2 separate regions of the Homo sapiens genome follow, and region 1 is linked to region 2. The links are chromatin contacts, found by Hi-C or POLR2A ChIA-PET in ENCODE. All regions are on one chromosome and are shown on one strand. The core of a region is the stretch at or near the end of the contact, and the rest is flanking DNA. Distances in the headings are between cores, read along the strand shown.

Evidence for each region. Hi-C counts contacts between places; a loop is a spot of excess contacts on that map. ChIA-PET counts read pairs that join two places held with the same protein, here RNA polymerase II (POLR2A). Pooled maps may share reads with other maps.
Region 1: a map of mammary epithelial cell shows a loop between it and region 2 (2.1-fold over the local background). The contact joins the promoter of TARID here to the enhancer-like site in region 2. A Hi-C loop is called at or near these places in 6 of 168 maps with a recorded cell type or tissue (DLD1, IMR-90, lower leg skin and 3 more) and 3 of 50 pooled maps. POLR2A ChIA-PET finds 5 or more read pairs at or near these places in 2 of 52 experiments (Caco-2 and OCI-LY7).

The regions. Positions count from the first base shown.
Region 1 is chr6:133,886,205-133,890,620 of GRCh38, forward strand. It overlaps TARID (TCF21 antisense RNA inducing promoter demethylation), which reads right to left and starts at 2,802. Exons shown (of 9, transcript NR_109982.1): 1 at 2,400-2,802. TCF21 (transcription factor 21) reads left to right here and starts at 2,909. Exons shown (of 2, transcript NM_003206.4): 1 at 2,909-3,643. The coding sequence starts at 3,194. RefSeq lists an enhancer at 2,457-3,370.
Region 2 is chr6:133,835,298-133,840,011 of GRCh38, forward strand. All of the region lies in intron 2 of TARID (TCF21 antisense RNA inducing promoter demethylation), which reads right to left. LINC01312 (long intergenic non-protein coding RNA 1312) reads left to right here. Exons shown (of 3, transcript NR_027030.1): 2 at 2,296-2,427. Among named protein-coding and RNA genes, the nearest start is that of LINC01312, 17 kb to the left of the region's middle. RefSeq lists a silencer at 2,668-2,717. Within about 2 kb of position 2,659, at least 5 of the 41 ENCODE cell types and tissues checked have a DNase peak (open chromatin) inside an H3K27ac peak, as active enhancers do; they include mammary epithelial cell, where a contact is called at or near this core.

The sequences.
Region 1 (4,416 bases), core at 1,552-4,051, 51 kb after region 2:
TTCCATCCAAGTGCAACTGAATCAAATTTGAACTTCCTGTAAATGTATCAGCTGATAAACCAGGATTTAAGTTCAAGGGTACATTCCATGCCTAATCTTCATTTTACAGCTTTCAGAGATAAAATTTCCTTAGCACTAAAATCTTTCAAAGATAGTCTCTCTTGCAAAACAAATTGTTAGAAGTGAGCAGCAAATTGGCCAGATGCCTCTGGGGCATAAATGTTTCTTAAAAGTCAGGTAAGAACTTTTAGAAATGATCTCATACTTTCAAATCACGAGTTTTCTATTTCGTGCTTTGGAACAGAAATGGTCAACTTACCAAAAGGGTTAATACAGCTTCTCAAAAGTGCTTGTCTTCTCACAGAATATAGTTTATATTTTGGGAGAATTTGGCACAGCTTAAGTTACAGCTTAAATGACTTGCTCAGTAGAATCCAACAAGAAGTCATTTCTCCCACCCATTTGTCCCTAAGTGTTTATTAGCAGGGATAGACACAAAATTTTAAAAGAAAAAAAGTATTTTTCATATGAATATTCTCTCTCCAAGACTTCATATCAAGATACATAAGCAACAGTATTCTTCGACTCTTACTCCCAAACTGGAAGCCATCTTTTACAGAATTTTAGAAACACTCCAAAATTTATTATCAGCCCACTAGCCTTTCTCAGCCCAAATGTCTTACTGCAAGATAAATGGACATGGGACTTAATTATTTCTTATATGGCTATGAAGAAAAATAATTGCTAAGCATAAAAACCAGCCTATGACATGAGGCTAGTTTTACATGCTTCCAGAAATTGGTACTTTTAAGTTTCCAACATTGAAAAATATACAGACAACAGAAATCTTTTCAGTGGTACATATTACTATGATTTTTACTATCTCCCCAGACAGCCTGAGCAGTCCATTAACTAAGGTGTAACAGAGACCCAGAGCCAAAAAGAAAAAAAAATGGCTCCAACAAGAAAAATCACAGCTTAATGTATGCAGTAAGGCCATAGTTTGGATTTATAATAATTATCACATTCCAGAGCCCAAATTAATTATTTGTAGTTATTTTGCAGATATCTTAGTAGCTACACACACACACACACACACACACACACATTTCACAAAGTATTGGCCAATGCCCATTTTCACATAGCTCTTTAGTCTAAAAATAACTTTAACTTTCATGTTTTACCAAGACTGAGAAAAGGGAGAGCAAATCAAAGGAAACTAGTTGAGGAATTAGTGAAGAAATTTTTAACAGGCCTGCTGGGTGTTCTCTCACTGCTGTCTTGAACCTCAGATTAAATTATTATACTTTCTGTGTTGTAGTACTGGGTCATTCGTATGTGAAGACAAAGGCAACTTCAACTTGATATTTCTGTCATCCCTGCTGTGGGAAGAGTCCTTTTCCTGGTTTATAACATCAATCATTCTCACAATAAATCTTAGGGTGGATGTGGTCATTTAAATCTCCACCTGCACAAACAACAGAAAATAAGAGAGCTCATAAATCTCTACACTGGTGATTAACAAATTTTGGATCCTCAGCGAAGATATTATGGAAGAGGGGTCGCTAATTCATTAATAAAGACTGATTTGCTGACAACCTGTTTAGTTTACAGCATAGGGGGAAAGCAAACAAGACCCTGCTAGCAAAACAAAACGTTAGAGGTTAGTGAATTCCCAGCTGAGCCTAGGATTAGAGATATGATATCTTAATGTAGGAGAAGCCTTCAGACCCTAAGCCAACCACTCAGAAACCACTCTTACATTTTGCTCCAGCCCCTCAACTTCAATGCCTACCTGCAAGGGAAGAAAACCTGGCAAAGAAATTGTAAGAGAGATTTATGCCTTCAGTCTCCCTGGTTTCATTGCACCAATTTCATCCAATCCCTAGGTTCTGTTTCCCTGTGCTTTTTCTACCTACTTCCCAGGAGACTTTCTTATTCTCTAGGAAAGGTGGTTCGAGCTGGGGTTAAAGATGGAAAAGAACCTTTCTCAAAAGGATAGTCTTGCTTTGTGTTGTGTAATGTCAGCTTCATGTGAGGAACACTGGCACCTAACAGGCTGGAAGAAGACAAAGACAGCAGCATTGAAAGGGACGGTGCATCACAAAAAGTGCCAGGCAAGGTGATGTCTGAGAGCAACAAAGACTCTCAAGGCAATATTAAATGCATTTCTAGAAAAGAAAAAAAAACCGAGGGGAAAGTTTCCATTTATTAGGAAAAGATGATCAACTAACATAATGTTTTCCACACACTCATACTGCCCTCTCATTCCCTACCCACTCCCACTAAGCTGTGTGTGGTTGGGTTTGAGTGTGCAAATCAAGTATGTTTGTGTACACGTAGGCAGTCCTTTGATGTCTTGAAAATGACCAGGTGTAGGTGAAATGTTTTATACTTACTTTTCCATCACCATAAAGATTCTAGGAAGCACTTGTCTTCATTTATCCCGGGGAAGGTGGAAGATCTCGGTAAAGCCTTGGAGTCTTATGAGGTGTTGGCAGGATGCGGTTGATACTCCCTGTATTTTAATTCGTGTTTTCTTGGGAGGAGAGAGGGCATGGAGTGTAGGTGGAAGGCCCAGAAAGAGCCAAACGATCTAGTCGTTTTTCTAAAGTTCTCAGTAACAACCAGTTGTGACGTCTTAAGAGAGAAAGAAGGCCTTTTACAGATGGACAGAACATGCTGCTTCTCGGCCCCGGCCACAGTTGGGAGAAGGTGGCTGGTAAGTACATGATGCAGTTGAGTTGATTTACATTACAAGTTGCAAATCAGGGTCTGTGCATTGAGTTTCCCTCCGGTTGTGAAAGGGGTCTAAGCGCTTTGCTGGGGCCTGGCAGGCCCCTCCCTGGGCTGCAAGGATCCGCCCCTCTATTCCCCAGATAAATTCCTAGTGTCCACCAAATTCCTCAGCGCTCGCTCACCCTCCTCTACGGCCACGACTCTGGGAGTGGGGAAACAGAGAGCCGGTTCCTCTGCTGCAGAAGTCCTCGGGGTTCCTTCTCACAACTCTGCGAAGGGGAAAGGGTTGTGAGACCCAACCAGACCCCAACTCCAGCTCCCAGCAGGAGGTGGCTGCGCCACACTCGGGAGGCCTCTTGGTTTCAGGGTCTCTCTGTCTCTCTCTCACCCTCTTCCTCGCTTTCTCTGTCTCTCTGTCTCTCTCTCTCTCTCTCCCTCGTCCACTCCCCCAAACATGTCCACCGGCTCCCTCAGCGATGTGGAGGACCTTCAAGAGGTGGAGATGTTGGAATGTGACGGGTTGAAAATGGATTCGAACAAGGAATTTGTGACTTCCAACGAGAGCACCGAGGAGAGCTCCAACTGCGAGAATGGGTCTCCCCAGAAGGGCCGCGGCGGCCTGGGCAAGAGGAGGAAGGCGCCCACCAAGAAGAGCCCCCTGAGCGGGGTCAGCCAGGAGGGGAAGCAGGTCCAGCGCAACGCCGCCAACGCGCGAGAGCGGGCCCGCATGCGAGTGCTGAGCAAGGCCTTCTCCAGACTCAAGACCACCCTGCCCTGGGTGCCCCCCGACACCAAGCTCTCCAAGCTGGACACGCTCAGGCTGGCGTCCAGCTACATCGCCCACTTGAGGCAGATCCTGGCTAACGACAAATACGAGAACGGGTACATTCACCCGGTCAACCTGGTGAGTGCTCCCGGGGCTGCAGCTGCAGTCCAGGCGCGCCCGCACTCCCGCCTGCGGTGGGCGCGAGTGCGCGCGGGGCTGGGAGTGGGGGTGTGGGCGCGGCGGTGACTTACACATCTCGACCACCGCGGGCCTAGAGCCTCCAGGGACCGGAGGCGGGCGGTCTAGACACGGCCCTCGCTCTCTGCCCTACCAGCCCCCGGAGCGGGAGTGATTTATGCGAGGGTTTGACGTGGCAGCCCAATTAAAAGTTTGCAAGTGTGTTGAGCTGGCACAGAGGAGGGATCCCCCGCTCCCGCTCCATCGCCATCCTCCCTGGGGTGCAGTGGCTGCTGCGGAACTGAGAACACTGACAAGACGCTGCGAGCGGACAGGCATTTTGTTAATCCTTTTTTCTTCTTTTAGCAGAGAGTGGAACTTGATTTTCCTTTCCTTGTAAATAAAAACACCCAACTCCGTTTCTTTCACAAGCATATTTAGGACCATTGGATAAGGACACATCTATGCCCCCCAAATTGTCCACGTAAGCCCTTAACCGCTTAAATATTCTGTGCTTCTCCTATAAGTGGATTAATATTTTTAAATCCCAGAAGTTCTAGTAATGATCAGCAAAATCAGTAAATCCTCACTAGTATGAGTGTAATAAATACTAAAATAGGTCACTCTCACCCAAGATTTAAGAAATGTTACCTTTTATCTTAAAAAGTAATGCCCATTGAGCCTAATTTTTTAACACAAAAAACTGATAATCATTGAGTCTACTTTTTTCTCAA
Region 2 (4,714 bases), core at 1,409-3,908:
ATTGTTTAACCTTCCTAAGCTTTGATTTTCTCATTTTTTCCTTTTTTTTTTCTTTTTTACAGAGGTAATCAAAAGTGTTCTCATTTTTAAGGTGGAATTGATAGTAGTTCCTCTTTTGTAAGGTTAAGAAAAAATAAATCAAATAGTGCATACTGAGGTGTTTAGCGCAGTGGATACCACCTAGAAAGCCTGACACACGCTGATATTATCAGGCTGGTGAGAATCAAGTTCTATAATGTATGTGCGGTATTTGCTTGTGTTGTCCAGCATAGTGGCATAGTGAGCACTTACATGTCATCTACTATCAGTTACTAGCATTACCAACTACTAACCCACTGGCTGTTTTAAAGTAATTTTGTACCTTTAAAAATTTTATAATATACCACCTTAAAAGAATCAGAATAGCAAAAGTTCACAGATAATTTTCAGATGTCTCTGAACCTTCTTATTCAAAGTACTCTGCAAAGCACTAGAAAGGCATATGTACTTGGGTAAAAGAGTAAACACACACTGTCTCTCTCTTTCTGTTTTATCATATATATAAAATAAAACAGAGATATACATAATTATCTATATATTAAACATATATATCTTTATGTATATATCTTCCCCTTTAAAAATTACTGATATATATAGAGAGAGAATTTTATAGATAATTTTTAAAGAAGGGGAAATTATCTATATATAGATAATATTTTAAAGAAGAGGAAAGAGTTAGTTAAGACAAGTTTCTGTGTGTTGCTGACCCCTGTTGGGTGGAAAAATTAAAATTGGTCTTCTGAAAGAAAGAAAAGTGAATTCTCAACTCCCTGTACATGATCCTGACCGGGAACCTACTCTCATCCATTTCACTGATTCCACGTGTATGGCCATGGATGGGGACATTGGAGGCCTACTGGTTCTTCGAAGCCCTACTGGTTCTTCGAAGACCTGCTTCATTACCCAAATGTTATGCAGCTCATACCTCATTTCTTTCCTGAGACCTAGACTACCTTAAACTGAGAGGGAGGATCTCATCTTTCTTTCCCTTGCCCACCATACTCACACACACAGACATACTGACATACTCCCAAAACAAACACATGTCCCCCAAGCTTAAGTCTCTTAGGAAACAACCACATATCCTAATCTGGTCTTGATAGTCAGCTCACGAGAACAAAGGAGAGGAAGATTAATGTAGAAACCTGCACTAAAGGCTGAGTACAGTGGCTCAGGCCTGTAATCCCAACACTTTAGGAGGCCAAGGCAGGTGGGTCACCTGAGGTCAGGAGTTCTAGACCAGCCTGGCTAACATGGCGAAACCCATCTCTACTAAAAATACAAAAGTTAGGTGGGTGTGGTGGCGGATGCCTGTAATCCCAGCCACTCGGGAGGCTGAGACAGGAGAATCGCTTGAACCCGGGAGGTGGAGGTTGCAGTGGGACGAGATTGCACCACTGTACTCCAGCCTGGGCGACAGAGCAAGACTCCGTCAAAAAAAAAAAAAAAAGAAAGAAAAAAACCTGCACTAGAATAAGTCCTAGTTCTTTCTTTTCTTTAAAGACAGACAAAATGCGATGTTTTAATTCTCATTTTACCTAATAATAAAGAAAAGATGTACCATTAAAATCAAGTAGGAAATTATCCTTGTCTTATTGTCACTTTTTTAAAAATTGTGCTATTCTGCACAGACCAGTTTCTCTAGAATGTTCCCTTGCTGACTTTTCCTCTAGTAGTATCAGTTATACCGAAAATCAGTCGTACTCTTACTTTATTTTACTGGGCACTATCAAACTTAACAGAAGAGGTATATAAAGGCAGGGAGAACTACCATTGATATAAGGCCTCTTCCGGACCGAAACGCGCAGCCGCACCTCTCTGTTCCGTCAGGTGGAATAGGCCCCCGACCCGGGATCTCTACCCAAAAGGAGGCGGTTAGAACACAGGTGTCCTATTCCCTTTAGTCCTCCATCCTTTACTAGACAAAGCTGCGCAATTAGAATAATAAAATGCAGCCGGGAGAAATTGTTAACGCTTGTAATCCCAGCATTTTGAGAGGCTGAGGCTGAAGGATCGCTTGAGTCCAGGAGTTCAAGCCTGCAGTGAGCTATGATCGGACCATTGTACTTCAGCATGGGCGACAGAATGAGACCCTGTCTTTAATAATAATAATAATAATAATAATAATAATAATAATAAATCCAAAACATCAAGAAATTGGTTGTGCCCTTTTAAAATACACTTAGAAGGGGAACGGTTAGAAATCTTAATTTCAGGGATATTTTACTCCTAAACCTATTCTTTTTGTTTTTGCAGAGATTGATCATGCCTACAATGACAACTGGAAAACAGAAATGAAACCATATAAGCCAAGCACTCACGCAATCTTTGTCCTCCCAGTTGACTTAAGAACACTTGTGAAGAAAATGTGGCGTCTTTAGATCTCAGGTAAGGGATCCGGAGCACTGTTTTTCCTGATACACCTCCATCCTGCAGGGTAGTTGGGAGTGAGGTGTGCTGAGAAGGAACAAGTTGTCCGCTTTAACTTGACAAGGCACGGCTTCCCCCGCCTCCTACTTGAAGTATTCTAGTTGCTGAAATAAATGTTCAGGTGTTTTGGGTTTTGTCTCTTCCAGCTCCGCCCGTCTGCGCCTCTCCAGCAGAGGGCGCCTTTTCCACTGGGTCTCACTGTGGGCTGCTGGGAGTTTTATTCGGTTTGGGCCGGGAAGGAGCTGTGCTGGATCCGCGCCCCCTGCCTTGGCGCCGCCTCTGGCCCCCTGAGCCGTGGCCCATCCCATGCAGAATCAATCGGGGCTCCTCACTCCCGCGCCTGCTCCCCGGGGGCTGAATCCGCCCGCCCGGGGGCCAGGTGCCGTTGAGATCCCAGGCGCTCCACCTGGAGGCCCTATCTGGATCGAAACTCGCACTCGCCCCGCCCTCTTGTTACCAGTTCTCTCCGGGCTTGTGGAAAGAGTTCCCCAACCCGGGATATATACCCGAGAGGAGGTTAGGACACAGGTGTCCTATTCCCTTGCATCCTCCATCTTCTCCTACTCTGTTACTCTCCTCTTTTGTTAGTTTGATGGTGCCCAGTGAAATAAAGCAAAAGAATACAACTGATTTTCAGTGTAACTGATACTACCAGAGGAAAAGTCAGCAAGGGAACATTCTAGAGAAACTGGTCCTGTGCAGAATAGCAAAATTTTTAAAAAATGACAATAAGACAAGGATAAATTCCTACTTGATTTTAACGGTACATCCTTTATTATTAGGTAAAATGAGAATTAAAACATTTCATCTTGTCCGTCTTTAAAGAAAAAAAGAACTAGCACTTATTCTAGTGCAGGTTTTGTTTTGTTTTGTTTTGAGACAGGATTTCGCTCTTGTTGCCCAGGCTGAAGTTCAGTGGCGCGATATCGGCTCACTGCATCCTCCGCCTTCTGGGTTCAAGCTATTCTCCTGCCTCAGCCTCCCTAGTAGCTTGAATTACAGGCATGCGCCACCATGCCCGCCTAATTTTTGTATTTTTAGTATGGACGGGGTTTCACCAGGTTGGTCAGGCTGGTCTCGAACTCCTGACCTCAGGTGATCCACCTGCCTCAACCTCCCAAAGTGCTGGGATTACAGGCGTAAGCCACCGCGTCCGACCTTTTTGTTTTGTTTTTGCTTTTGTTTTTGTTTTTGTTTTTCAGACGGAGTCTCGCTCTGTCGCCCAGGCTGGAGTGCAGTGGCGCCATCTTGGCTCACTGCAACCTCCGATTCCCGGGTTCAAGCGATTCTCCTGCATCAGCCTCCAGAGTAGCTGGGATTACAGGCACCCACCACCACGCCCACCAACCTTGCCCTTCTTGCTGCAATCTCACCAAGACCGCTCTTGTCTCCTAAGTAGCTTTGGTCTGCCCCTTTCTTGGATTGTTTAAGATCGGCAAGGAACGGGGAGAGAAAGCGTAGCTAGCCAATAAGGAAACACGAACTGAAAAGTATTTCCGAAGCATCACTCCTGTCAGCGTTATTAGAGTACTGATGGCCCATATTACGATGTCGCTGGTTGTATGTCTTCCCCCGCACAGTGTCCAGAGCACCGTGAGGACAGGGCTGCTTTTACTCTACGTTTGCATCCTCAAAAGGTACAGCACCCAGCCCAGTGCTTGGCACAGAGTCTATTGATGATTGATAAATAATAATGTACGTCGAAATTTGGATGAGGGTTCTCATTTTTGTGTTCTTACTTTTATTTGAATTTGACCTTATAATTAGAAGTGCAGGGGACAAATATTTGCTACCATGTTGAAAATGTTAATACTATAACCCTGCTCATTGATACAAATATTAGTAAGACTATGCTAGCTAAAGCATCTGACTACATGTTGATTGTTATCAGGATAGTGATGGAGTATTTTTGCTTTTTAAAAAATTTAAAGCTTTCCAGAGAAATCTGTCAAAATAATTATCATTGCATCCTAACACCTTTTATTTTTTGGGGGGGGCGGGGGTGGTGCCTAAAACATCAGAAATTTATTGGCTTACCGTTACAGAGACCAGAAGTCTGAAATCAAGGTATCAGAGGGACGTGCTCTCTTAAAGGCCCTAGGGAAGGATCCTTCCTTCCTTCTTCAAGCTACTGGTGTTTGCTGTCAGTCCTTGCCATTCCTTGACCATAACTTCAATCTACGCCTCCTTCTTTACATAGCCTTCTTCCTTCTACTTCTGTGTCCAGATCTCTAGGTGTGTAAGG